Regions from separate parts of the Homo sapiens genome. Here all the other regions are linked to region 4. Evidence: chromatin contacts called from ENCODE Hi-C or POLR2A ChIA-PET data. All regions are on one chromosome and are shown on one strand. Each heading gives the region's core, a stretch centred on a gene start or an enhancer-like site at or near the end of the contact. The rest is flanking DNA. Distances are from core to core; before and after follow the strand shown. Region 1 has its middle 22 kb from the start of LINC01348. Region 2 has its middle 24 kb from the start of LINC01348. Region 3 overlaps LINC02768 (long intergenic non-protein coding RNA 2768). Region 4 holds the start of B3GALNT2 (beta-1,3-N-acetylgalactosaminyltransferase 2). Region 5 overlaps LINC02768 (long intergenic non-protein coding RNA 2768). Region 6 has its middle 31 kb from the start of LINC03108. Region 7 overlaps NID1 (nidogen 1).

Evidence for each region. A loop is a pair of places that touch in the nucleus more often than their neighbours do. ChIA-PET counts read pairs that join two places held with the same protein, here RNA polymerase II (POLR2A). Pooled maps may share reads with other maps.
Region 1: a pooled map shows a loop between it and region 4 (4-fold over the local background). The contact joins the enhancer-like site here to the promoter of B3GALNT2 in region 4. A Hi-C loop is called at or near these places in 1 of 50 pooled maps. POLR2A ChIA-PET finds 5 or more read pairs at or near these places in 3 of 52 experiments (MCF 10A, OCI-LY7 and WTC11).
Region 2: a map of mammary epithelial cell shows a loop between it and region 4 (31-fold over the local background). The contact joins the enhancer-like site here to the promoter of B3GALNT2 in region 4. A Hi-C loop is called at or near these places in 11 of 168 maps with a recorded cell type or tissue (CD4-positive, alpha-beta T cell, GM12878, K562 and 7 more), 34 of 37 single-sample maps with no recorded cell type and 18 of 50 pooled maps. POLR2A ChIA-PET finds 5 or more read pairs at or near these places in 14 of 52 experiments (A549, AG04449, GM10248 and 9 more).
Region 3: a loop to region 4 is called in a map of B cell, with 8 times the contacts of the local background. The contact joins the enhancer-like site here to the promoter of B3GALNT2 in region 4. A Hi-C loop is called at or near these places in 8 of 168 maps with a recorded cell type or tissue (B cell, GM12878, MCF 10A and 5 more), 11 of 37 single-sample maps with no recorded cell type and 12 of 50 pooled maps. POLR2A ChIA-PET finds 5 or more read pairs at or near these places in 7 of 52 experiments (BJ, GM12878, HEK293 and 4 more).
Region 5: a loop to region 4 is called in a map of PC-9, with 4 times the contacts of the local background. The contact joins the enhancer-like site here to the promoter of B3GALNT2 in region 4. A Hi-C loop is called at or near these places in 2 of 168 maps with a recorded cell type or tissue (MCF 10A and PC-9) and 3 of 50 pooled maps. POLR2A ChIA-PET finds 5 or more read pairs at or near these places in 7 of 52 experiments (BJ, GM12878, HEK293 and 4 more).
Region 6: a pooled map shows a loop between it and region 4 (8-fold over the local background). The contact joins the enhancer-like site here to the promoter of B3GALNT2 in region 4. A Hi-C loop is called at or near these places in 1 of 37 single-sample maps with no recorded cell type and 10 of 50 pooled maps. POLR2A ChIA-PET finds 5 or more read pairs at or near these places in 2 of 52 experiments (OCI-LY7 and activated CD4-positive, alpha-beta memory T cell).
Region 7: a loop to region 4 is called in a pooled map, with 10 times the contacts of the local background. The contact joins the enhancer-like site here to the promoter of B3GALNT2 in region 4. A Hi-C loop is called at or near these places in 3 of 37 single-sample maps with no recorded cell type and 13 of 50 pooled maps. POLR2A ChIA-PET finds 5 or more read pairs at or near these places in 6 of 52 experiments (CD4-positive, alpha-beta T cell, CD4-positive, alpha-beta memory T cell, MCF 10A and 3 more).

What each region holds. Positions count from the first base shown.
Region 1 is chr1:235,045,699-235,049,670 of GRCh38, forward strand. No RefSeq gene overlaps it. Among named protein-coding and RNA genes, the nearest start is that of LINC01348, 22 kb to the right of the region's middle. RefSeq lists enhancers at 1,681-1,730, 2,444-2,738. Within about 2 kb of position 2,598, at least 29 of the 41 ENCODE cell types and tissues checked have a DNase peak (open chromatin) inside an H3K27ac peak, as active enhancers do.
Region 2 is chr1:235,091,509-235,095,364 of GRCh38, forward strand. No RefSeq gene overlaps it. Among named protein-coding and RNA genes, the nearest start is that of LINC01348, 24 kb to the left of the region's middle. RefSeq lists enhancers at 1,824-2,407, 2,373-2,532. Within about 2 kb of position 1,928, at least 5 of the 41 ENCODE cell types and tissues checked have a DNase peak (open chromatin) inside an H3K27ac peak, as active enhancers do.
Region 3 is chr1:235,953,088-235,956,774 of GRCh38, forward strand. All of the region lies in intron 2 of LINC02768 (long intergenic non-protein coding RNA 2768), which reads right to left. It overlaps LOC105373215 (a long non-coding RNA gene), which reads left to right. Exons shown (of 5, transcript XR_002958490.2): 4 at 1,786-1,945. Among named protein-coding and RNA genes, the nearest start is that of LINC02768, 18 kb to the right of the region's middle. Within about 2 kb of position 1,749, at least 9 of the 41 ENCODE cell types and tissues checked have a DNase peak (open chromatin) inside an H3K27ac peak, as active enhancers do; they include B cell and GM12878, where a contact is called at or near this core.
Region 4 is chr1:235,502,553-235,506,440 of GRCh38, forward strand. It overlaps B3GALNT2 (beta-1,3-N-acetylgalactosaminyltransferase 2), which reads right to left and starts at 1,900. Exons shown (of 12, transcript NM_152490.5): 1 at 1,589-1,900. The coding sequence starts at 1,700. RefSeq lists a silencer at 1,429-2,068 and enhancers at 2,002-2,678, 2,379-2,498.
Region 5 is chr1:235,930,809-235,934,433 of GRCh38, forward strand. The region is part of intron 2 of LINC02768 (long intergenic non-protein coding RNA 2768); the gene reads right to left. All of the region lies in intron 2 of LOC105373215 (a long non-coding RNA gene), which reads left to right. Among named protein-coding and RNA genes, the nearest start is that of LINC02768, 40 kb to the right of the region's middle. Within about 2 kb of position 1,328, at least 8 of the 41 ENCODE cell types and tissues checked have a DNase peak (open chromatin) inside an H3K27ac peak, as active enhancers do; they include PC-9, where a contact is called at or near this core.
Region 6 is chr1:235,009,479-235,013,100 of GRCh38, forward strand. No RefSeq gene overlaps it. Among named protein-coding and RNA genes, the nearest start is that of LINC03108, 31 kb to the left of the region's middle. RefSeq lists enhancers at 2,236-2,825, 2,424-2,718, 2,669-3,169, 2,836-2,905, 3,116-3,295. Within about 2 kb of position 1,778, at least 26 of the 41 ENCODE cell types and tissues checked have a DNase peak (open chromatin) inside an H3K27ac peak, as active enhancers do; they include OCI-LY7, where a contact is called at or near this core.
Region 7 is chr1:235,997,083-236,000,996 of GRCh38, forward strand. All of the region lies in intron 12 of NID1 (nidogen 1), which reads right to left. Among named protein-coding and RNA genes, the nearest start is that of LINC02768, 27 kb to the left of the region's middle. RefSeq lists enhancers at 2,144-3,343, 2,245-2,294, 2,335-2,404. Within about 2 kb of position 2,454, at least 13 of the 41 ENCODE cell types and tissues checked have a DNase peak (open chromatin) inside an H3K27ac peak, as active enhancers do; they include CD4-positive, alpha-beta T cell, where a contact is called at or near this core.

The DNA.
Region 1 (3,972 bases), core at 1,348-3,847, 460 kb before region 4:
CAGCCTTAGAGCCCACACAGCCCTGGACAGCATCAACCACTATGAACTCCACAGCAAAGGTAGCAGAGTGTTCAAAGTGATGCTTTGGGTTCCAAGCTACTTTCAATGGGACGGGAAATAGTCTAGAACCTGATCCACAACCTGTGAGCCTTCTCACCATCCCCACCAAAAAATATAAAGAGTGGGCCAGTTGAGAGACATGATTTTGAAGAGAAGATTGCCTGAGGGGTGTCTCTGTGGAGAAAGCTGTGCTTCCTGAAGGGAAGTGGGGGCCTCCCCTCACCTCAAATTCGTGGGTTTCCACAAAGCTTCTCAGAGAGCTCACCCTGGGATTCCCTCTCACTGATGGCAGAGAAGGCCAGAGCCCTTACCATCCAGGAAATCCAGACGGTGGGTGTCAGGCTGCAGGAGGCTGATGAAAGCCCCAACCGTGTCAGGCCTAACCCCTGGAGCCTATAAATGTGGCCTTATTTGGAAAGAGGGTCTTTGCCAATGTGATTAAATGAAGGATCTCTGGATGGGGAGATTATCCGGGATTAGCCCTAAATGAGATTACATGAACCCTAAATGCAGTTAGCCATTTCCCTACAAGAGAGGGGTAAAGGGAGGTTTGCCCAATGCAGAGGAGACGGTGATGTGACGCAGAGGTGGGGACTGAGTGATGCGGCCACAGGCCAAAGGTTGTCGGCAGACACCACGAGCCGGAATCAGCAAGCTGGGGATTCTCTCGACAGCCGCGGAAGGAGCAGGGCTGTGCCCACACCTTGATTTCAGCCCCCTGATCGTGGTTTTAGACTTCCGTCCTCCAGGACTGTGAAAGAATAAATTTCTGTGTTAAGCATCGTAATTTGTCGTAATTTGTTAGAGAACCACAGGGAACTAATGTACAGGATGACTACTGCCTGCTTTTTAAATTATTTTATTTATTTATTTATTTATTTATGAGACAGAGTTTCACTCTTGTTGCCCATGCTGGAGTGCAATGGCACAATCTCGGCTCACTGCAACCTCTGCCTCCTGGGTTCAGGCAATTCTCCTGCCTCAGCCTCCTGGGTTCGAGCAATTCTCCTGCCTCAGCCTCCCAAGTAGTTGGGATTACAGGCATGTGCCACCACACCCAGCTAATATTGTATTTTAGTAGAGATGGAGTTTCACCATGTTGATCACGCTGGTCTCGAAATCCTGACCTTAGGTGATCCACAAGCCTCAGCCTCCCAAAGTGCTGGGATTTTGGGCATGAGCCACCACACCTGGTCCTGCCTGGTTTTTTTAAATAAATTTTTGTGTGTGTGGACTGGGCACAGTGGCTCAAGGCTGTAATCTCAGCACTTTGGGAGGCAGAGGCAGGCTGATCACTTGAGGTCAGGAGTTCAAGACCAGCCTGGCCAACATGGCAAAACCCCATCTCCACTAAAAGTACAAAAATTAGCTGGGCATGGTGGCGTATGCCTGTAATCCCAGCTACTCAGGAGGCTGAGGTAAGAGGATTGCTTGAACCCAGGAGGTGGAGGTTGCAGTGAGCTGAGATCGCACCGCTGTACTCCAGCCTGGGCAACAGAGTGAGACTCCGTCTCAAAAATAATAATATTTATTTTTGTAATGACATGGGGTCTCACTATGTTGCTGATCTTGAACTCTCGGCCTCAAGTGATCCTCCCTCCTCAGCTTCCCGAAGTGCTGGGTTTACAGGAGTGAGCCACCATGTCTGGCCCTGCCTGCTTTGATGCCAGAACCAGGAGCATGCAGTGGGTTGGGGTTGGCCTCCCTCCCAGAGCTTGCGGGGGCAAGCCACACAAGAGGGTCAGAACCAGCTGAAGCCACACAGAGAGGTAACCAGCATGAGGTCTGCTAGGGGCCTGACCTATAAGACCACCTGGAGGGGCAGAAACCCTAGCAGCAAAAAGCTCGAGGTAAACCCAAGGGACCAAAGCAAAGAGTCTCAAATGATCACCAATAAGAGACTCCAGGAAGTGCAGACCCACATGGGAGCCCCGGCAGGAGAGAGGGCAGCTTTCAACCACAGCCAGACCCAAAGGATGCACAGCAAGCTGCCCATGCACCTACTCGGGTGAGAGCTGTCCTGGGCCCTAAAACCCCTCACCCAGCTCCAACCTTGGGAGAAGGGGCACAAGGAGCCACAGGAAAGGACAGAAGCCAGCCTCATCCCTTTCCCATGCAGACTTCCAGCCCTAAGCAGCCTCAGCTGGAGCAAGAAGAATGGTTTGAAGTTTTGACTAATATCTTGGCCTGGACATTGAAATTCCAAATGGAGACTGGTTTTTTTTGTTTGTTTTGTTTTGTTTTGTTTTGTTTCCATTTAAAGCAACCATCAGACAGACTATTTCCTAAGAGGAGCAGAAAAGTCCAAGCCTGCCAGGGTCTGGGAACATGAATCCGGCTGAATAAACTTCAGAGGGGCAGCACAGGACAAAAGCTAAAGTCGCCTTCCAATTGCATTGCAAGCTGTGCTCGTTCCACACACCGGTTGCACACAGGCTGGTGAAAACATCTTCAGTGGAACTGAGAGGAGCCAAGTTCCCGTGAAAGGAAAACATGCAAATCTGTTTTCAGTATCACTTTTAAGCTTCCTGAGTGGAGTCTTTGGCCTGGAATGACTCGCATTGACGTCAGCCCGAGGCAGCCATATCGCAGCAGCTGCCATCCCTTCCTCACCCGCGGCCTCCGGGGCAGAAGACACACTGGTTTTGTTTCATGGGAGATTAAAAACAGTTGCTGCTGTATCCATAATTCACAACCCCTGTGATCACCGGGGCCAGGAATACTGAGCAAAAAGCACAAGGCGTCCACATTAAAACCAAGGGCAGCCGGGCGCAGTGGCTCACCCCTGTAATCCCAGCACTTTGGGAGGCCAAGGCGGGCGGATCGCCTGAAGTCAGGAGTTCAAGACTGGCCTGGTCAACATGACGAAAACCCTGCCTCTACTAAAAATACAAAAAAATTAGCTGGGCGTGGTGGCTCATGTCTTTAGTCCCAGCTACTTGGGAGGCTGAAACACAAGAATCGCTTGAACCCAGGAAGCGGAGGTTGCAGTGAGCCGACATCATGCCATTGCACTCTGGCTTAGGTGACAGAGTGAGACTCTGTCTCCAAAAAAAAAAAAAAAAAAAAAAAAACACCAGGCCTGGTGCGGTGGCTCATGCCTGTAATCCCAGCATTTTGGGAGGCCGAGGCAGGCAGATCACCTGAGATCAGGAGTTCAAGACCAGCTTGGCCAACATGGCAAAACCTATCTCTACTAAAAGTACAAAAATTAGCTGGGCGTGGTGGTGGTGGGTGCCTATAATTCCAGCTACTCAGGAGGCTGAGGCAGGAGAATCGCTTGAACCCAGGAGGCGGAGGTTGCAGTGAGCCAAGATCGCGCCACTACACTCCAGCCTGGGCGACAAGAGCGAGACTCTGTCTGAAAAAAAAAAAAAAACAAGGGGAGACCCATAAAAAAGATGCCAGAGATGGGGATCATGGTCAGCTGGGACCCCGCCCAGGGCACTACACGCTTGCTGGTTCTCCTGAGCCTCAAGGCGATGGGATCTACACCACACATCTGAGGCTCTGATAAACTGCTGGAAACATGGGCTTATGCATGATGCTGCTTTGTTTTACGGCACTCTGTGAGGGAGACAGGGCAGGTACCCCACAGCCCGGAATGGACTCCTCTTGCCTCTGGTCTCCTACCAGAGCAGCAGTCCCCCAGGAGGAGAAAACAAGCTCCTTCCCAGGGCTGCACTGGGGCTGGTGGCAATGGTGGCAGTGTCGATGGTCATGTGGCCTGCCTTGCACTGGTGGCCAGGACCCTGACTCTACTTTGAATCTTCTGGTTCCTTCCAGCATCCAGGACAAGGCCCTGGCAGTAAAGCCCAGCTCCACACGGCTCCTGCAGCATGGAGCTGGTTCTCCTCCAAAAGTCCTGAGAGATGTATCATTTATCAAGCTGGTAGATAATTCTGCCCCTTT
Region 2 (3,856 bases), core at 678-3,177, 410 kb before region 4:
GAGAGAGATGTGGCCAGGCGCAGTGGCTCACACCTGTAATCTCAGCACTTTGGGAGGCCGAGGCAGTGGATCACCTGAGGTCAGGAGTTCAAGACGAGCCTGATCAACATGGTGAAGCCTGTCTCTACTAAAAATACAAAAATTAGCCGGGCACGGTGACACGTGCCTGTAAACCCAGCTACTCAGGAGGCTGAGGCAGGAGAATCGCTTAAATCCGGGAGGTGGAGGCTGCAGTGAGCTGAGATTGCGCCATTGCACTCCAGCCTGGTTGACGAGAGCAAGACTCCGTCTCAAAAAAAAAAAGAGATGCAATACAGGCATGGTAGCTCACGCCTGTAATCCCAGCACCTCGGAGGTCAAGGCGGGAGGATTGTTTGAGGCCAGGAGTTCAAGACCAGCCCGGACAACATAGCAAGATCCCATCTCTACAAAAAATCTAAAAATTAGCCGGGCATGGTGGTGCATGCCTGTAGTCCCAGCTACTCGAGAGGCTGAGGTGGGAGGATCACTTGAGACCAGGTGTTGGAGGCTGCAACAATCTATGATGGTGCCCCTGCACTCCAGCCTGGGTAACAGAGCAAGACCCTATCTCAAAAGAGAGAGAGAGAGAGAAGCCATAAGCTCGCAAGGAACCCCCCTGCCTTCTCCCATCCACCACAACTGCCTGCTTGGGCAGCAGGAATGGGTATATGAGGACAGGGACTTGGAACCAGGCCAACCTCAGTCAGCTCCATGCTCACTTCTGCTGGGGTTTTTTTGTTTTGTTTTGTTTTTTTGAGACGGAGTCTTGCTCTGTCCCCCAGGCTGGAGTGCAGTGGTGTGATCTTGCAACCTCCGCCTCCCGGGTTCAAGCGATTCTCCTGCCTCAGCCTCCCGAGCAGCTGGGACTACAGGCGCGCGCCACCACGCCCGGCTAACTTTTGTATTTTTAGTAGAGATGGGGTTTCACTATGTTGACCAGGCTGGTCTTAAACTCCTGACTTCAAGTGATCCACCTGCCTTGGCCTCCCAAAGTGCTGGGATTACAGGCCTGAGCCACCGCCCCCGCCTCACTTCTCCTGTTAATGACCTCAACCCTCTGAGCCAATTGCCACATCCGTGTGAAACAAGAACACCACCTAGAAAGGTTTAGAAGGGTTAGAGGTGACTGCCCGGGCGCGGTGGCTCACGCCTGTAATCCTAGCACTTTGGGAGGCCGCGGCGGGCAGATCACCTGAGGTCGGGAGTTCAAGACCAGTCTGACCAACATGGAGAAACCCCATCTCTACTAAAAATACAAAATTAGCCGGGCATGGTGGCACATGCCTGTAATCCCAGCTACTCAGGAGGCTGAGGCAGGAGAATCACTTGAACCCGCGAGGCGGAGGTTGCAGTGAGCCGAGATTGTGCCACAGCACTCCAGCCTGGGCAACAAGAGTGAAACTCTGTCTCAAAAAAAAAAAAAAAAAAAAAAAAAAAAAGGTTAGAGGGTTAGAGGTGACTTAAGTAACAGCACTCAGCATCTAGCACACAGTAGGCCCGGAGTGATCATTACTACTGGCTTACAGTGGCTTCGCCAGCACAGTCAGCCTCATGGGAAGGAGCACCCAAGTCTCAGGGCCACTCCCTGAGCACGTGTGAACTCAGCGGGATCCTTGCTGACTGGAGTCCCATGGGGAAGCATGACGGGGAGCCGGGAAGCGCTGGTCGTCCGAACGGGGCGGGAGCCTGGACAACAGGGGTACGAGGACCCAAAGCCTTCCCCTTGTTTCCTCCTCATCAATTCTCAGCAGAGTGAGGGGTGAGGAGTTAGGCCCTAGGGAGCAGGAAACAAGCAGGGATCCGGCCACACACCCACCTTCACCTTGATCCCCGGCGGGACGTCCCCACCCCTTCCCAGCAAGGCAGCCCTCAGGAGCTGCAGCCCAAGTGTCTCGCCTGGAGCTTCCAAGTGCAGAGCCTGATTTTTGAAGAACCACTGCCACACTCTGGCAAATGCAAGGAAGTCATTCTCGGTGCTGTGGCCTGGGGACCATCACGAACTGTCCTAGAGCGCAATCCGAATGCAAGCAGGGGAGAGGAGGCCCCAGCAGGCTGGATGCTGCTACGGGGAGTGACGGTCACCCCTGTGTGTCCAGAGCCCACTCCACGCCTGGAACGCAGTAAACACTGCATCGACAGTGGCCCTCCCCGCAGTCCCCCTTGCTCACCCCCTTAGCTCCTGAGCTCTTTATCATGCTTTCCGCGTGGCCCTGCTCTCACCTGACTGTAATCTGCATTTATTCCCTGTCTCCAGCTGATCTGTGAGTTCCACAAAGGGGAGAAGCCACCTGCTGGGCGGTCTTGCATCTGTGGCAATGCCTTGTGCATAAACAAACCTTCGCTAAATGTTTGTTGAGCGAACAGAAGAGCGAATGATGCACACGAATATGGAGGTCTACTAATATGTGCTTAAGGAATTAAACCGGTGATGATAGAGATGAAAGAGGCGGGTAGGTCATCGCAGTGCCTGCGGTAGGCACTAGATGGCGCCCAAGCACACCAAGAAGGCGCTGAGAGGCGGGCCGAGCAGCATGAGTTTTTGGTATAGGGGTTTCCTGGAAGATTGAAGCAGTTTATCTATGAGGGCCCCTTGACTGAAAGTCTAAGATCTGGTACAAATAAGCCAGGATCAGCGGGACATGCTGTATTACAGTTCTCCAGGGAAACAAAACCAACAGGATGTGTGTAGAGAGAGGAAGAGTTTCACGTTGAGGAATGGGCTCGTGATTGTGGAGGCTGGCAGGTCCTAAACCCAAGGCGTGGGCCAGCACAGTCCAGACCCAGGAGAGCGGAAGGTGCAGAGAAGTCCCAGGGCGTTCTGCCGGATAACTTCCCTCGCTTGGGAAGGCCAGTCTTTTTGTTCTACTTAGATCTTCAACTGATTGGATGAGACCCACCGACATTAGAGAGGGCCTCTGCTTTACTCAGAGTTTACCAATATGTTTTGGGATTTTTTTAAATATAAAATGAGATCCTGCTATGTTGCTCAGGCTAGAGTGCAGTGGCACAATCATAGTTCAATGCAGCCTCAAACTCTTGGCCCCAAGCAATCCTCCCACTTCAGCCTCCCAAGTAGCTAGGATTACAGGTGTGCACCACCATGCCTGGCTGTAATGTTGATCTCATACAAAAACACCCTCCCAGTTGACACATAAAGTTAACTATCACACACACAGCTTGAGCTGTTGTTCCAGAGAAGCCGTGATCTTTTTTATTGTTTGTTTGTTTTTTGGAGATGGAGTCTCACTCTGTCGTCCAGGCGGCGCTCAGCTCACTGCATCCTCTGCCTCCTGGATTCAAGCAATTCTCCTGCCTCAGCCTCCCGAGTAGCTGGGACTACAGGCACACGCCACCGTGCCCAGCTAATTTTTTATATTTTAGTAGAGACGGGGTTTCACCCTGTTGTCTAGGCTGGTCTCGAACTCCTGAGCTCAGGCAACCTGCCCGCCTCGGCCTCCCAAAGTGCTGGGATTACAGGCGTGAGCCACCGTGCCCGGCAGCCGTGATCCTGCATGGAGACCAACATCCTCCATCTCTCCCTCTTGCCTTCTCCCAAGAGCCCCATAATAAGTGCGAAGTGCTGGAGCAGAGACCTGTTTCCTCCCAGAGAAATCCAAAGGTTCATGGATCAGAATGTTTTGGTTTTTTGTTTTTGTTTTTGTTTGAGACGGAGTCTCACTCTGTCGCCCAGGCTGGAGTGCAGTGGCGCGATCTCGGCTCACTGCAAGCTCCTCCTCCCAGGTTCAAGCCATTCTCCTGCCTCAGCCTCCCCAGTAGCTGGGACTACAGGGGCCCGCCACCACGCCCGGCTAATGTTTTCTTTGTTGTTGTTGTT
Region 3 (3,687 bases), core at 499-2,998, 450 kb after region 4:
ATGGGTTTAGACAAATGTATCATGGCATGTAGCCATCATTGTAGTATCACACAGGATAGTTTCACTGCCCGAGAAATCCCCTCTGCTCCACTAGTCATCCCTTCCCCACCCCACCTTACCCCAAAACCACAGATTTTTTTTTAACTGTCTCTATTGTTTTGCCTTTTCCAGTGTCATAGAGTGGAATTACATAATATGTAGCCTTTCAGATTGGCTTCTTTCACTTAGTAATATGCATGTAAGTTTCTTCCATGTCTTCTCAGAGCTCAATAGCTCATTTCGTCTTAGCCCTGAATAACATGCCGTTGTCTGGGTGTTCCATAGTTTGTTTATCCATTCGCCTGCTTAAAGACATCTTGATTGTCTCCAGGTTTTGGTAATTATGAATAAAGCTGCTATAAACATCTGTGTGCAGTTTTTTGTGTAGTTGTAAGTTTTTAACTCATTTGAGTAAATACCAAGGAGCATGATTGCTGGATCTTATGGCAAGACTGTATTTAGCTTTGCAAGAAATGATCACACTGTGCTCCGAAGTGGCTGCACCACGTTGCATTCCCATCAGCAATGAATGAGAGTTTCTGTGGCTCCCATCCTCACCAGCATGTTCTCAGGGTTCTTGGTTTCTCAGTATGTTTGACATTCTCAGTGTTTTGAATTTGAGCTGTTCTAATAAGTGTGCAGTTGTATCTCACTGTTGACTTAATTCATAATTTCTGAATGACATTTGATGTTAAGCCTCTTTACCTATGCTTACTTGCCATCTGTATATCTTTTTTGGTGAAGTATCTGTTCAGATCTTTTGCTCATTTTCTAATTAGGCCATCTCTTTTCTTATGGTTGAGTATAAGAGTTCTTGGCATATTTTGGACATCAGTCATCAGACATGTGTTTTGCAAATATTTTCTCCTGGCCTGTGGCTTGTCTTGTTCTCACAGGCTGCTATGCATTTGGATGTTTAGGAGGACCAGTGAGGACAACACCGGTGTCTCCCACGGTGTGCTTGTGTGTGTGCAGAGGAATATACTCACTGGAAAGCAGACTGAGATGTGAGGCCACATCTAGGCAATGGGAGAGAGTTTGGAATGGAGGAACATTTGTTTTGGGTGGAAATATGTCAGCTTTCATTGCTTTAGCTCCATCCTTCTATTCATCCAACCAATATTTATGAGGTGCCTGCTATGTACCCAGTATGATTCTAGGTATCAGGAAAGCAAAGATCAGTGAGAAGAGTCCCTACCTTCAAAACACTCACAGGCCAGTTTGGGAGGTGGTCATTTCAATGCAGTGTGAAAATGCCCCAATCTCCAGTGTGGGCAACATAGGGAGACCCTGTCTCTACAAAAGTTAGAAGAAAAAAAAAAAAAAAACAGAGGCATAGTGGCCTGTGTCTGTAGTCCCAGTGACTCAAGGGAATGAGGTTGGAGGATTGTTTGAGCCCAGGAATTCAAGGCTGCAGTAAGCTATGATCATGCCACTGCACTCCAGCCTGGGTAACAGAGCGAGACTCCAACTCAAAAACAAGCACCCCAGTGGAGGGAAGGGTGGGGTGTGGAGGGGACGGGGAAGGTTGTTGGGTAAGGGGCAATAACAGGAGAAGGGAGAAGGAGAATCAGTATGAAGATCTCACCTACTCCATGGTCTCCACTAGGGAGCGTTCCGTCTCCTGCTGAGCCATTTGCACAGGTGCCCAGGAGAATCCCATTACTAGAGGGCAAAGGGCAGGGGGCCCCCCCACACCATGCTCTCACTGTTGCAGCCACAGCTTCCTCTTTGTCACTTTCACAGGCTACCTTCATCCCCAAACAGGAACTGCTGCAAGGCCCGCAGCAGCCATGGGTGAGTGGCTCTGGAGATGGGGTAAGTGGCCTACGCACCCCAGAGGAACAGCTGGCAGCCTAGTCTTCGGGCAGCAGCTCCACTCAGCCCTGGGGAATGACAGATACAGGTGTGTTCCCTCAGGTGCATATGTGCATGTGCTTGTGTGCAACTTCCTCCTCTGCTCTCATTCCTGCAAGGTGCATTCTCAGAAGGCTGTTACTCCACAGTCACTACGGTTGTGAAGCGGAACCAGACAACTTCCCATTTTCGAGGTTCTACAATTGGCAATATGGGAAAATCTTACCCCATTACCACCCAACTCGATTCTTTCAATGCAAGCTTGTCTAACCCATAGCCTGCAGGCCACATGTGACCCAGGATGACTTTGGATGTGGCCCAGTGCAAATTCGTAAACTTTCTTAAAATATTATAAGATTGTTTTGCAATACATCAGTATCGTTAGCGTTAGTGTATTTTATATGTGGCCCAAGACAATTCTTCTTCTGATGTGGCCGAGGGAAGCCAAAAGATTGGATACTCCTGCGTAAGGGGGAAATGCATGTTTATAGTCATATATATATATTTTTTTTTTCTAATTTTTTTTTTGCACCCAGTGCAGTGGCACAATCATAGCTTGCTGCAGACTCAAACTCCTGGGCTCAAGTCATTCTCCCACCTCAGCCTCTGATTAAACCATCCTCTTACCTCAGCCTCCTTAGTAGCTAGGACTACAGGTGTAAGCCACCACGCCTTGCTAATTTTTAGATTTTTTGTAGAGACAGGGTCTCACTATGTTGCCCAGGCTATTCTCAAATTCCTGGGCTCAAATGATCCTCCCACCTCAACCTCCCAAAGTGCTGGGATTACAGGCATGAGCCACCACGTCCAGCTGCTTATAGTAAAATATCCTAATGACTATAGACAATAATGTAAGATGAAAAGTCAAAGTCCTCATTAATCTGACCATGATCACTGTTATCCTCCCTGGAGAGAGTCACTGTTAAGAATTTCTTGGATCGTCTTCCAGGCCTTCCCTAAGTGCAAATACACATAAGTCTTTGTTTGTATAAAAATAGGCCATAAAATATACACAGTTCTGTGACTTCCTTACTCACTTACGTCTGTATCTTGAACATATTTCCAGGTCACTATAGAGAATCCAATCTCTCTTTTGTTTGCAATCAATCTCTCTTCTCTTTTTTAAGACAACCAGTTATGCCAGTGAAGTGCCCTAAACTAGAGATAGCTGGGGCGCTGTCAGCCACCTTAACAGTGAGAAGAAGCAACAGGATGAAGTGGAAACAGCGTCACACAGATGGAGCCTCGAATCCCAGCATGCTAGCCATGTGTCATCTTCATAGTCTTCCTAACGTCTGTGGCCTCAGATGCCACATCAGTAAATGGCACACCATATGTGATTTAGGCTAAGGGCCTGAGTGTAATAGTTGCTTAGGAATTATAGCCCTTCTTAAATAAATGGAGAAACAGTCCATGTTCATGGATTGGAAGCCTCAATGTTATTAAGATGGCAAATCTCCCCAGAGTGACCTGTAGATGCAACACAATCCCTATCAAAATCCCAGCAGGCTTTTCACTCCTTTTTAATAAGGACACCGGTCATATTGTATTAAGGTCCATCCTAATGACCTCATCTTAACTCAGCTACATCTGCAAACACCTTAATCCAAATATGACATTCTGAGGTACTGGGATTAGGGCTTCAAAATATCTTTTTGGGGGAACACAAGTCAACCCATAACAGATAATTAACACAAATACATGGAAAACTATCCCATATTCATGGATTGGAAGTACTAATAGTATTTAAATGTCCATATTACCCAGAGGTCTAGAGATTCAATGCAATCC
Region 4 (3,888 bases), core at 650-3,149:
TTCTTCATTTCCTTAATCTAGCCTGGTCTAACTACTGGATGGCAGATAAAGGCATCATCCTTCAAGTGCAGTAAGGGAGTAGGAAAAACTTGTCTCAAACTAGAAAACTGCCTAGCAAGTCTACTAAGATTTCAGTTTGAAGTCTACTAACATTTCAGTTTTTGTTTGTTTTACTGAACCCTAAACAACCATTAAGGCCATAAACAGACTTAATGACGCTCTACAAGGAGATTCCAGCAGGGCTCACTCATAACAAAAGAGAGAAACCTGTAACACACAAGCAGCTGTTACAAAGCATTTTTTATATATGGCGTTCTCTTCTTAGTTCACTTCACAAAAACCTAAAAAACACTGAGCAAAACCCTGACCCCATCAACTGGTTAAGTGCATAGCAACACTGTACTTTCATTAAATCACTTAAATAGTGTTTAATTCTATTCAGGTCACACAAATCCTTTTCAAAGAGCTAGTGATCTAATAGGAAAAGAGATTGTTACCAAAATAACCTCAACATAATTTCATATAACTGAGACTGTTTTGAGGATTGCCGAATACTTTCTACTTATAAGGCATAGAGTGCTGAACTGCAAACACTCAATTCTAATTTTAAGAACTTTTGGATTAGAAAACAGCTGTTTTGGGGAGAGATGGTAAGGGAAAAAAGTCCCAGTATAGTTACAAAATTAAGTATTACATAATATTTAAAAGAGCTTTCTAGGTTTCTTTCATGTTCTAGGGCAAGCCCTTAAAGAAGAAGACAAGAGATACAGGGAAAGCTAAAGTAGTGTTCAGGGTGGTGGAACCCACTAACAAAACAATCCGCTGGGCACCGTAAGTAAAGCATTCTATTAGGCTGTGACGCGAAACAAGAACAAAGGTTTCATTCCTACGAGAGATTAAGTTTTAGAGCAAATGGACACGATCGTTAAAGAATTTGATATTTCCATGTAAACTGCATTAGCAGGTTATGCGATCCAAACTCACAGGAACAACTCCAACTCTCGGCCATGCCCTATTTCATGTCTAGATTTGTTTAACCGACTTACATCATAATCCAAGAATACGAACTACAGTATATTCTTACAGCAAAGTTATTCCTTAAAAGCAAAACCGAGCCACCTTTGAAAACACGCACACACATTATCCACGGCACTAAAACCCCAGTCTTGACCGAGAAAGACCAACAACTTGGGGGGGAAGAAAACAACTTCAGAGCCAGAGCTCCCAAAGCAGAAAGCGCTGGCGGCTGAAGGGCACACGAGGTTCCGCTCCCGGGCGAACGGGCGGCGTCGGACATCACTAACCAGGCCTGGGGACAGGCGAAGGACTTGCAACTGCGGGCGCCGGCTCTGCGGGCGTTAAGGGAAACGGGGAAGTGAGAAGAGGCGGGGACACGAAAAGAGAAAAGCTCCCTCAAGTTTGCCCGATGTTAACGCTCCAAGGATGAAAAGAGCCGTTTGTTTCGTCTGGGGACCGTCGCGTTTGGCCCTTCCCCCGCCTCCAACAATTCCCGGCGAAGCCCCGCGGCACCAAGCCGGGCCTCCCACCCCCCCGGCGGCCGCCAACCCGCCCGGCCCCAGGACCTCACCTGCAGGGCCGGCCCCGGAGGCGCAGGCGGGCGGCGGGGAGCGCAGCCGCAGCCAGAGGTGCAGCGCGGCCCCGAGCACACACGGGCACAGCAGCACCAGCCAGTTTCGCATTGGCCGCCCCCGCCGCGAGCCGGGCTCTCCCGCGTCCCGGCGGAGAGGGAGGGGACCTGCAAGTGCGGAGACTGAGGGGCGGCGGCTGACGAGCGACCACTCCGAGCACGCCCGCCCTCGCGCTCGGCGACGTCTGGGGGGCTCCTCGCAGCTCCCGGCCCCGCTCCTCCGGTCCCTCAGACCGCGGGTGGCCGCGGCTTAGCCGGCCGAAGCCCCGCCCCCTCCGCCTGGCCTTCCCACCGGCTCCGCCCACCTTTTCTCCCACTCGCCCCGCCCTCTCCTCCCGCGTTTCCACACGCGCCAGCCAGCCGGCCGGGAGCTGAAGTCCCGCTCTGGGCCCAGGCAGGGGGCGCCCGCGGTTTAGAAACCACATTTCCCATGAGCCTAAGCACGCGCTTCCGTCACTCGGCGGCCGCGGGGGCGAAGGGCGAGGCCCCACACAGAGCATGCGCATCCCCCTTGACGTTTGCTGCCACCCCACGGCCCAGGGGAGGTAGTGCCGGAGACCCGGTGCTCGGAGGCTGCCCGGAGCCGCGAAGGGAAATGCGCTTTGCCTCAGATTTGAAGGAAATCCGAGTGGCTCTTGTGTGAAATCACGCAGAGCTCCTTTGTTCCGCGTGCTCTCTTGCTCGACTGCTGTGGGAGGTGGGATCCTGCTGACGTCTCCTTGGCCCGTAGAGTGGGGCGAGGAAGCCCGAGTGTCCGCGCCTGGAGCGGTGACTCATCAGGGATTAGCTCTGGTGCCGTGGGTTCCCGGCTCTTTGCCCGGTTCTGTGCTCTGGGAACGCAGGGTGACAGACAGCGAGCTGGGGACTAGGCTGTGGAACACGATGATGACGAGCCAATCAGGGTAGAACTGCACGTGCTCCGGGTTCATACTGGAGCTGGGAGCGAAACGGGAGCCGGGCGAGCTGGGAGAACGTGGGCTCCGGGGACCTGGGGAAGGGTGGCCGCAGCGAGCCTTCCAGGGAGAACGCCGGCCCCGCGTCTTGAGGCTTTGCCCCGGGTGGGAGCCCTCCTGGCCCACCAGGCCCGCGCCGAGGCAGCCGGAAAGCGGGGACGGGGCGGTGAAGGCACTGGGGTGAGGATGGGAGAGAAGGATGAGAACGAGCGGCTGGGCTATGGGGCGGTTTTTGTTTCTGCTTTTGTTTTTGAGACGGAGTCTCACTCTGTCACCCAAGCTGTAGTGCAATGGCGCGATCTCGGCTCGCTGCAACCTCCGCCTCCTGGGTTCAAGCGATTCTCCTGCCTCAGCCTCCTGAGTGGCTGGGATTACAGGCGCCCGCCACTGCGCCCAGCTAATTTTTGTATTTTTTTTGTAGAGACGAGGTTTCGCCATGTTGGCCAGGCTGGTCTCCAGCTCCTGACCTCAGGTGATCCGCCCGCCTCGGCCTCCCAAAATGCTTGGATTACAGGCGTGAGCCACCGCGCTCGGCCGCGGTTTTTTTTTTTTTTTTTTTAAGTTTCCACAAGTGTGGAAACAGAAGGTGACTGTATTATTGAAAAAAAGTCTTGGATGACAGAAGACCCAACTCAAACAGGCTTAAGGGAAAAAAGTACTTTGGCTCGCCGTGGCTCATGCGTGTAATCCCAGCACTTTGGGAGGCCGAGGTGGGCGGATCACTTGAGGGCAGGAGTTCGAGACTAGCCTGGGTAACATGGTGAAACCCTGTCTCTACTAAAAATACAAAAATTAGTCTGGCGTAGTGGTGGGCACCTGTAGTCCCAGCTACTCAGGAGGCTGAGGCAGGAGGATCGCTTGAACCCAGGAGGCGGAGGTTGCAGTGAGCCGAGATCGCGCCATTGCACTCCAGCCTGGGTGACAGAACGAGACTCTGTCTCAAAAACAAACAAACAAACAAAAAAAAAATAAAAAGAAAAGGCAAGAAAGTAATAATTGGTTGCCAGAAAAAGTATACTATTTTTATCCTCAGGAAAGGTAGTAAATGGCCTCTGTTGATATTGTAAAATTTTCATTTTGTGAATTAGAATGAGTTATCCTAAAAAGAGGACTAATCCCTCATTTCAGCAGAGCTAGTCATTCGACAAATACTTATTGAGTGTCTATTATGTACCAGACACTTTTGTAGGTACTTTAGATACACCAGTGAACAAAATAAAGATCCCTATCCTGTGTTGATGGGGAGTAGGGCGCAGACTATAGACATAATAAAGAAATATACTCAAC
Region 5 (3,625 bases), core at 78-2,577, 430 kb after region 4:
GGCGGGTGGGGAGGTGTTTGGATTTTTTTTTTTTTTAGTTTATAAGAGGAATAGTCACTCGGTTACTATTTTTTGCACGACAACGACTAAAAAGACAAACTTCCTCTGATAAATGCGGTTTATCAAGAGAGAGAAATAAACACACACAGAGAATGAACTTCTTTGGCTCCAAACTGGATAAAACATTGGGAGGAATTTTTAAGATTAATATTCTGTGTGTAAATACATGTTCATAATAATGTTTGATTCAGGTGGCAAACACAAGTGCTCATTCTAAAGAAAGGCGTCAACGTCAAACTCAGTTTGAAAAGTTTGCCAGGGACGCAAGACTCAGCACCTCGGGCTCATGCAACTTGTATCTGCCTAAAATGAATTGCAGCTTGTCAGGAGCTACTTGGAAGAACAAAATGATCTAGAAGACCAGATGCGAAAGAGAGCAGAAGAAATCACTCTTGTTTTGTTAAGCTTCAGGGAGTTTGACTTAGCGGGTGAAGAAAGACTGAACCCCAGGTGGCAAGAGAGAGATGGGTCCCTTCGCTCTTCTCCCTGGACAACTGAACTTTCTCACACTCTCTCTAACTCCCACCTGCAGCCTGCAGTGGAGACTAGAGATGCCCCAACGACCTTGCTTTGAAGACTGAGATGAAGAATGAATCGTTAGAGGCACTTTGCAGGTGTGTGAGTGCTACACCGATGCGAACAGGGACACAGTACTAAGCTGGCAAAACGTGTGTGTAAATAGCATCTGGGAGGAAACTGCAGTTTACAATCCTAAAGGGAAGGAAAAAAAAGAAAGAGATCAGAAGCCAATAAGGGGCTGGTGCAGTGGCTCATGCCTGTAATCCCAGCATTTGGTGGATCACCTGAGATTAGGAGTTCCAGACCAGCCTGGCCAACATGGTGAAACCTTGTCTCTACTAAAAATACAAAAATTAGCCGGGCGTGGTGGTGGGTGCCTGTAGTCCCAGCTACTCAGGAGGCAGAGGCAGGAGAATGGCGTGAACCCGGGAGGTGGAGGTTGCAGTGAGCTGAGATCGCACCACTGCACTCCAGCCTGGGCAGCAGAGTGAGACTCTTGTCTAAAACACACACACACACACACACACACATACACACACACAAAACAAGAAACCAATAAGGTGGCATTTAAGAGTGCTTAAGATCTGGTGTTCATTTTAGCTGGCTGCATTGCAAAAAGATGTGAAAGCTTTTATTTTATTTTATGAATACTTATTGAACAGCTACTCTGGGCAGGCCCTACTACCAGTTTCTGGGAGAACAAGATGAATTAGGCATGGTCCCTAATTGCAAGGGGTTCACAATTTAGCATCCTATGCAGATCTCCGTGGGGACAGCCCCAGGGGTTACCCTTGTTTGCTTGTGCTTTTGAGGTAGGCATTCAAGTGTAGACACTTGCAGCTGTGCGCCCTGCTCTTCCTGGGGGCCCGTCCTTCCCTCATTCCCCACCACACCGCAGGTGGGGCAGTTTTGGCTGCTCTGCAATCTCAACCGCAAAGAGTTGCTCCACCCTTTGTCCCGGCAAAACTCTGAATTGTCCTGTAATTATTGCCACACTGCAATCCGGTGCCATCTGATAAGTACAGGTTTCAAAACTGTGCTCACAATTCCTGCCAAAGCCATCCTGCCAACATCAGGCACAGACATTGGCAAACCTACTCGGCCTGGGCTGAGTTGAGCTAAAGGTGCCATGAAAATCTGGAGATGGAAACTCAGCAACCACCTAGAATAAGATCACCTGCAACACACACATGTACACACAATCACACACACACGAGTGAGCACACACCCTTTCTCCCTGGGGTTTTGACTCCGTTCCTTATGTGATTCTATGTCAAATGTGTAGAAAAAAGAAGCTGTCCTGAGCACAGCACATTGAAAAATAAACGCCAGCATTTCAATAGCTTTGCAGAGAAGAGATCCACAGAATAGCGTTGGGTTTCCTCTTGTTCTTGCATGGAAACATGATCAGGTGAGGTTTGTACTAGAGCATTCTGTAACCCCTGATCCTGGGGGCTGATCAGGAAGAGTCAGGTGTGGTGTGTTTAAAAAGTGAAAGCCGGCCAGGTGCGGTGGCTCATGCCTGTAATCCCAGCACTTTGGGAGGCCAAGGCGGGCGGCTCACTTGAGGTCAGGAGTTCGAGACCAGCCTGGTCAACATGGTGAAACCCCATCTCTACTAAAAATTCAAAAATTAGCCAGTGTGATGGTGGGGGCCTGTAATACCAGCTACTTGGGGAGCTGAGGGAGGAGAATCGCTTGAACTTGGGAGACGGAGTTTGCAGTGAGGTGAGATCGCACCACTGCATTCCAGCCTGGGTGACAGAGCCAGACTCCATCTCGAAAAAAGAAAAAAAAAAAAAGTGAAAGCCACAGGTATCCTTTGGCAGAGGTTGCCAGTAGCCTGCCTGTAGTTTGCTTAGGCATGTTCTGAACATGCAGAATGATGTGCTGGGACTAAGTTGAGTTTGGCAGTCATTTCAGGAAAGCAAAAAAGAGAAGAATGTTAATAACTAAGAATTTCCAAGAATGGGCTCTAGTTCCAGCCTTGCAATGGAGGCTTTACATGCGCTGGCCCACAGAATCCTTACAACCACTCTGCGAAGGGCTTACTGTTATGATATTATTAGTCGCATTTCACAGATGGGGAAACAGCTTCAGAGAATAAAGCAACTTGCCCAAAGGTCACATATACAGTAGATAATGGAGCTGAACTGGGAACCAGAGCTGTGTGATCCAGTGAAGGTGGCCACAGGCTGGTAGAGGCTGCCTCACGCCTGCCCACTGCCTCTTGCCACCATGCTTGCCCCTGCTGCCCCCTGGCAGTGGCAGATTTGCAGGCTGTGCTGCCCTGAGACAGCCTCATGGGGCAGAGGGAGAAGCTTGGAGGCTCACTGGCAGACCTAGTCCCAAATGCAGGGAGGAAGGAAAAGTAGATTCATTTCCTCATTCTTGGCAGCAAAATCTCCTTCCTTCCCCATTGTTTCTTGGATCTTTCTTTTTACTTTCACTTAAATAATCCTACACTTCAATTCCTGGCCCCCTATCATCCATGCAGACAAAGCTCCTCTTTTGTTTTATTCATTATTTTTTCCCCGTTCCCCTTTCGAACTTCCATTCTCACTTCCGTTAGGTTTACATGCTAACTTGTTGATATACATGTCCTTAGACATGTGTTTACCTGAACTATGTATAGCAGCATTTTGCATACGTGTTTTTAAGTTTCATAAGTAATATGATGCCATTAATTTTATTCTATGCCCTTCTTTCAATTGACTATGTATTTTTTTTGCCTTTGCCAAAATAAGACTTTATTTTGAAAGTCATTTGAAGGACACTGAGAAAGACAGGAGACCTTAGATTCAATGGATGTAGATTCCAACTTTGGATTCTTGCCTGCCTCACTAATGGTCTCTGTTAGGCTGGAAAGGTGCTTTCTTTGGTCATTCCAATTTTTAGCTTGCTGGAGAAAACATCTTTTCCCAGAAGCCATCTTCTTCTTTTGTGTGTGTGTGTGTGTGTGTGTGTGTGTGTGTGTGTGTGTGTGTGTGTGGAGTAGAGCTTTATTTTCAGGAAACAGTATGTTAGTTGGAAATGGGTATATATA
Region 6 (3,622 bases), core at 528-3,027, 490 kb before region 4:
ATATATTTATCACAATTTTATAATTTTTTTTGAATTCCTTAACTTAATCATATTGGCAAAAACTTTCCCACGTAGCGTAACATTCACTGTTTTCCGGCGATTGGCACTTGATATCTTTGGGGCCACTATTCAGATGGCTACAGTCACTTAGGAGACTACTGCAGTGGTCCAGAGAAGAAGTGATGGAGGCATGAACTAGACCAGAGGCAGTGGGGATTCTAGAGCTGCCAAGGAGGCACTGCTGGTGGGAGCTGGGAACCGGGCAGGAAGAGTGATGCCTGGCACCCTGGTTTCTGGCTGGGGCAACTTGCAGAAACTCTCAGGAATGCTGAGAGAAGAGCAGATGGAGGGTGGGATCAAAGGGAAGACTGGTGTTGGGGAAGAGGTTGAGATGAGTTTTAGACACATTTGCAGGTGTCGACCAAAAGCTGGGCCACTGAGCAGAGACCTGCCTACATCTTGAGGCCCACACAAAGGTCTTGTCCCAAATAGGGGAGCCATGGCAGAGCAGGGATGCTATGGAGGGAGGAGGCAGCCACAGGCAGGGCTTGGGGATAGTCTGGAAAACAGAGAATGAGAGGAGTCAGGGCAAAGAGGCGAGGTCTGTGGAGGTGCCGCAGGAAGGCGTTGGGCGCTGGCTGCAACTGAGAGCTGGGAGCTCAGGAAGGCTCAGGTGGCTGGACCCGGCCAGGGGGCAGACGCGGAATAACAATGGCCTTCCGTGAGGGCAAGGCCATCTGTAGCAAAATGTCCACCCTCCATGCCAAGCCTCCCACCCAAACATCCCTTCTGATTTCCCATGCTATGAGGGCCTGAGCACCGGAGCCCTTGGAGAGAAGATCCATCGGAGGCGGAAAGGTGGGGGGACCCACGTGGCTCAGGTTAAACTTACACCTGGCTTTGCATGGAGAAGTCTTGGCAAACTTCTGAACAACAAATCAAGTTACAGATGGCTGAAACAAACGGTAGTTTCCCAGGAGCCGCTGAGACCATCAGCAGGAGGCCTGTAGACTTTCATCCAAGTCAGACTCAACCATATCTTTCTTTTTCCAATTTTTTAAAAATTGTAGTAAGTAAAATACACATAACAGAAAATTTACCATCTTAACCTTTTTTTTTTGAGACAGCGTCTCACTCTGTCACCCAGGCTGGAGTTCAGTGGTGCGATCTCAGCTCACTGCAAACTCCGTCTCTGGGTTTCAAGTGATTCTCCTGCCTCAGCCTCCCGAGTAGCTGGGATTACAGGTGCCCGCCACCATGCCTGGCTAATTTTTGTATTTTTAGTAGAGACAGGGTTTCACCATGTTAGCCAGACTGGTCTCAAAACTCCTGACCTCAAGTGATCAGCCCGCCTCCGCCACCCAAAGTGCTGGGATTACACGTGTCAGCCACCGTGCCTGGCCTCCATCGTAACCATTTTTAAGCACGTTGTTCAGTGGTGTGACATGCATTCCCACTGCTATACAGCCATCGCCGCTAACCATCTCCAGGCACTTTCATCTTGTAAAATTGAAACTCTGCACCCATTCAACAATAACTCCCCACGTCCCATTCCCCTCAACTATATCTTTTTAAAGTGCTTTTCCCAGTGAAGTTTCTAACATTGCTAAAGAACATAAAATATAAAAACATGGCCATGCAGCAGGGGCTTTTTACCCTGCAGAATGCCCACTAAACCGTTTCTGTATGTTTAATTTTTTTAACCAAGGAAGTAGGGGATGCCCAAGATTTGGTCCCCAAACCAGAAAGACTGTGGGTTCCTTGCATCAAGCCGGGGCTTTTAGTCAACTCTCCCATGGGGACTCTGTTGGCCCGCTCCACCTCGGGTGTTCCCCCGCCCCTGCCTTTTCCTCTCTCACCTCCCCCATCCACCCCTCTCAGCCTTGCAGTCGACCTGCCTCTCCTCTGGTTGCTCCGTTTGTAGGGAGGGTCTGCTTGAAGGGAGTTCCCATTCTCTCTCACCCAGAGTCAAGGCTCTTGACTCTATTGTACCTAAAAAGCTCCTGAGGAATTTGACAAGGCCCCACCCTCAGAGATATGGGGTGAAGCCCAGGAATCTGTATTTTTAACAAGCATCCCAGGTGATCCTGATACTTGCACACACCCCCACACACACCCACGCCGACTACCCACACACTTCCATGGCCCAGAAGTCTGCAGGACCCACAGCAGGTATTCGGGACTATTTGTTCAATCCACACCTGAGTCGTTGCACGATTATGCTCAAGTCCCTCGGAACACCTCGCCTGCCATCTGACAGCTTCCCATCCAGAAACCACACAGTACAGTAAAAAACAGAAAAAAGAAAGCCGTTAGACCCCAGTGAATGTTATTTTTAATGAAAGTGGTGCATTTTGACTCACAATGTTGAAACCAGATTATAAATGAGTCATCAGTGAATCGACCACAAAGAGCCTTTGCGGAGGTGATTTACAGGAGAGCTCTGATGTCTGCTGTCCCCTGCACACGCTTCACAGAGATGCTGTCAGACGCAGAGCTGGTCTGGGGCATCTGTTGCCGCGTCAGCTCAAAAGGATGCTGTGTTGTCACCAATGGGATTCCCCAGCCCAGGCGGTGTTGCGGTCCCACCCACACAAGGAAGGCGGCCATCACTGAATAATGCTTGTGGTTACATCATCATTGCTGGTTTCCAGGTAGTGACTAGCAGATACTGGAGAGAGACAGGCCATCTGCTCTTCCTGTGCGCCTCAGCTCCTCCCTCATACCCACATCCTCTCGCCTGGTCTTCTAGAAGCAGCCCCTATGCAGACAGACCAGCAGGACTGAAAGCTGGACAGACTCGAGCCGGAGAGCCAGGTGGAACAACCTGGCCAGAAAGAGTCTGGCCGCAAAGAGTCTGGCCACAGCCCCACTTTCCTCATCTCTAAAATGTCCACATGGCTGCCTGCCCTGCCCGGCTCAAGGGAATGTTGCAAGGCTCTCATGGAAACCATGCTTGTGAGGGTTTTGAGGACTATCATAGCCCGTCCCAAGGTCAGAGGACAGTAGAAAACAAAAAACTTGCTTTCAGAGGGTGCTTTCACCAGTCAGCAGCCTCTGCCCCGGGCAAAGCCAGACAACTAAAACGGAATGAATCCGCAGAGTAGGGTGGGGATGAAATTCTCCACCTCCAACCCAGAAAGGAAACGCCAATGCTCATGTTTCCCCTTAGAGAAACAGGCAATGTTTGAACAGGAACAACGACGCCAGAGGGTCAATCCACACACAGAACACTCCATCTCCATGCCGATGGGGGACTGACTGTCCTGCTGCTGAACTGCACCCCTGGGGCTCTCCAGGACACTCCACTGGTGGCCACACTCAGGAAAATAAAGAAAAACCTTCAAAAGGACCCTTCTGGCCATTCAGAGAATGCACAGGCCTGCTAGCTCCTGCTTGCCTGCTCAGAGCTGCCTCCACTGGGGCAGGAATCTGCAGCCAAGAAAATCCCTGACAACCCCAGGGACAGAAGGGTCAGTCTGGGGGACCATCGACCAACCCAGCAACCCAGATTAGACTGCTCCACCAGGAACTCTGTGTCCAGAGAGCAGGATCTGCCACAAGCAAAACTAGGCCTCATTTACTATTCCACAATAGCAACTAGAAAGCATGTGACCCAGAA
Region 7 (3,914 bases), core at 1,204-3,703, 500 kb after region 4:
CTCAGCCTCCCAAAGTGCTGGGACTATAGGCATGAGCCACCATGCCTGGCCTCCTCTCTGCTTTTTTTTGATGAGTAGAAGATTGTGGTTGAATAGGTCTAGGGTAGGGCTCAACTGACTTCTCCTGTTAAGAGGAAGAATAAATATTTTCGGCTTTGTGGGCCATGAGGTCTCTGTTACGACTACGCAACTCTGTGGTTGTAGCATGAAAGCAACCATGTTTCATACCTCAATGAATGAGTGTGGCTTTCCCAATAAAACTTCATTTACAAAAACAAACAGTGGGCCAGATTTGGCCTATGGGGACTGTAGTTGCCAACCCCTGCTCTAGGCATTACCAGTTATGTTAAGGGGAAATATGTACTTATTTGTATATATGTTTACACATGTGTACATTAATTAATATATACTAAAATGTTAATTAATAATAAAAAATATACTGTAATCACATAGACTAGAATATTATATATTTCTCAGAATTTTGCACCTGGGAATGTTTTTGACTCTCAGTTCCATTACTTTTTTTTTTTTTTTTTTTTTAAATTAGAGTCTCACTCTGTCTTGCACAGGCTGGAGTGAAGTGGCCTGATCTCAGCTCACTGCAACCTCTGCCTCCTGGGTTCAAGCAGTTCTCCTGTCTCAGCCTCCTGAGTAGCTGAGACTACAGGTGCCCACCACCATGTCTGGCTAATTTTGAATTTTTTTGGTAGAGACGGGGTTTCACTATGTTGGCCAGGCTGGTCTCGAACTCCTGACCTCAGGTGATCCACCCACCTCGGCCTCCCAAAGTGCTGGGATTACAGGTATGAGCCACCATGCCTGGCCTCAGTTCCATTACTTCTGGTGTCACCTTGTACATGTCAATGATACAGATTAAGCTGTGCCTCCTGCAGCAGTGGAACAGGGATGGCAGTAATAACAGATCTCACAGGACTGTTTGAGGAGTCAGTGGGAGGTGACGAGACAAGGCACACAGAGACATTTCGAGCTCTGCACCCAGATGTTCATTTGCGACTGGATCCTCGCAAAGCAGACACAGTGACATTCCATAAGTGTGTTGCCAGTGAATATTTGAAGTACCTTTGTCTGTGTTGCCAGTTCTCATGTTGGTTTGCTTAACGTGGTTGCTCCCTTGGTGAGAAGCAGTTAGCATGCCAGAAAAGTATTTGTTGAACCCAGCAAGACAAAACCATGCATGCTTTTCTTTTGTCCCAGAGGCTAATTAATATAAAAAACAAAACAAAACATTTGAAGTAGGAAGCACCAAACAAAGATACAAGCAAGCCATCTGGTTAGAATAAAAAATGTCTGGCTGGGCACGTTGGTTCACGCCTGTAATCCCAGCACTTTGGGAGGCCGAGGTGGGTGGATCACCTGAGGTCAGGAGTTTGAGACCAGCCTGGCCAACATGGAGAAACCCCGTCTGTACTAAAAGTACAAAAACTAGCTGGGTGTGGTGGCGGGTGCCTGTAATCCCAGCTACTCGGGAGGCTGAGGCTGGAGAATCATTTGAACCCAGGAGGCAGAGGTTGCAGTGAGCCAAGATTGTGACATTGCACTCCAGCCTGGACGACAAGAGCAAAACTCTGTCTCAAAAAAAAAAAATCTGGTTTTGTTCACTCTTGAATGTAAAACGTGTTTACTTCCACAAAATTTTACGTTGGCATAGGGTTTTAGAGTTTTCATATAAGCTGTTTCCATTCACAGATATGTTTCATTTGATTCTCATTGCAATCCTATGTGATAAGCAACTGCAGTTTTTACACCAAATGAGAAAACTGAAACTCAGAGAAGTTGAGACTCCTTCAGGCCACAGCACTGGTTGGTGGCTCAGAGACTCCTTCAGGCCACAGCACTGGTTGGTGGCTCAGTTCTAACGAGAACCTAGGTCTCTGGGTTTGTGGTCTAGCCCCGCCCTTCTGGTCTGGCATCTGGCGTCCACATTGCCAGTGCTTAGACGGCTCCCTCACATTGAACCTGTTACGACAACAGCGATGTACACACAGTACCTTAGCTCATTCACCAAAATTACCTGTGCATCCAGAGCCCCATTTTCCTACCAATCACATCTGCATGTGGTGGTGCTTTTCCAGTTAGAAAACAAAACTGGTGTCCTGTGTGCTGTCAACCAAACAAAACTTTTCATGCAGTAAGCGTTGTTCCATTTTATGTGGCCGACAGAGTTGTGTTAACAAAGTATTTGGTCAGCATAGAAAATCTCAAGGGCTCTAGAATTTACAGTGGAACTTTGAAGTACTGTATCTTGAACTTGTAAAAAGGAGGGGGAACCTCAACTGTACTCAGGAAATAGAATCTCAAGTGAGTTTATAAAAAGCTGTGATCTCGGTGGACTTTCTGGGCCAGCAGACAGTGGGAGCAGCCCAGGGGCTCTAGGGAGAGTCCCCTGCTGAGTGTCCCTGGCCCCCATGGGAAACTTTCCATTAAAGGCCTGGTGGATGGGGTGGGGGTAGTGGGGATGCTAAAGACGCATTTCCTGAGCTTGTTTCTGGTTGATACATTGATGACTCAGACAAGCGTCTTCTTACTCATCTAGTTCGAGCTGCTAGGGAAGAAAGCATTCAAGACCTGATACTTATCTGAGGAGTGGCAGGAAGTCTGGGGTGACTTTTCTCAAGGTGGGGGGACAAAGAGAATGAGAGGAAAATGAAACAGAGTGTAAACCAAAAATAAAATTCCAAGTCCGCCTACCATCGGAATGGACCCCTCCTCTCAGCCGAGGGCATTCCAAAGTCAACCTATGAAACTACTTCAGGCCATGAGAGGAAGGGGAGGGTTGGCCACGTCTCATTACCATTAACATCAACATGGACCTTAAGACTGAAAGAACAGGCCGGGCCCTGTGGCTCTCGCCTGTAATCCCAGCGCTTTGGGAGGCTGAGGCGGGTGGATCACTTGAGGTCAGGAGTTTGAGACCAGCCTGGCCAATGTGGTGAGACCCCATCTCTACTAAAAATACAAAAATTAGCTGGGCGTGGTGATGGGCGCCTGTAATCCTAGCTATTTGGGAGGCTGAGGCACGAGAATCTCTTGAACCCAGGGAGTGGAGGTTGCAGTGAGCTGAGATTGCGCCACTGCACTCCAGCCTGGGTGACAGAGCGAGACTCTATCTCAATTAAAACAACAACAACAACAACAGCAACAACAAAACCTGGCAGAACAGACTCTTTAAGTCTGATAAGAAACATCTACAATCTGTTCTCTCTGAAGCCGCCTACCTGGAGGCTTCATCTGCATGACTAAACCTTGGTCTCCACAAGCCCTTATCATAACCCAGACATTCCTTTCTATTGGTTCCAGGTTTTTAGATAATAACTCAACCAATTGACAATCAGAAAATCTTTGAATCTGCCTATGACCTGGAAGCTCTCCCTCCTACACTTGGCTCCCAGTTGTCCCACCTTTCTGGACCAAACCAACATACATCTTACCTGTATTGATTGATGTCTTATGTCTCCCTAAGATCTATAAAACCAAGCTGTAGCCTGACCACCTTGGGCATACGACATCAGGACCTCCTGAGGCTGTGTCACAGGCATCTCCTTAACTTGGGCAAAATAAATTGTTAAATTGATTGAGACCTGTCTCAGATACTTTTTGGTTTACAAGAAGGAGAACTAAGAAGAAAGTACATTCTTGACCTTGGATTTGCATTCCATTCCCTTGCTTGATTAAATTGGTTTCTCTGTGTTCATTCAAATAAATGACAATTGTAGCCTCTCATATACTCAATAGAGTGGAGAGAGGGGAGGTGCTCACAGATGTCAAGACTCTCTGGAAAGAGACGACATGCAACCGTGGGAGAACCCATGGGCTACTCAGAATGGAACTTGTTTGGGAAGGTGCTATTTATTCAGCATCTTCCTGCACAGAGTCCACGCCCCACTACAGAGGCA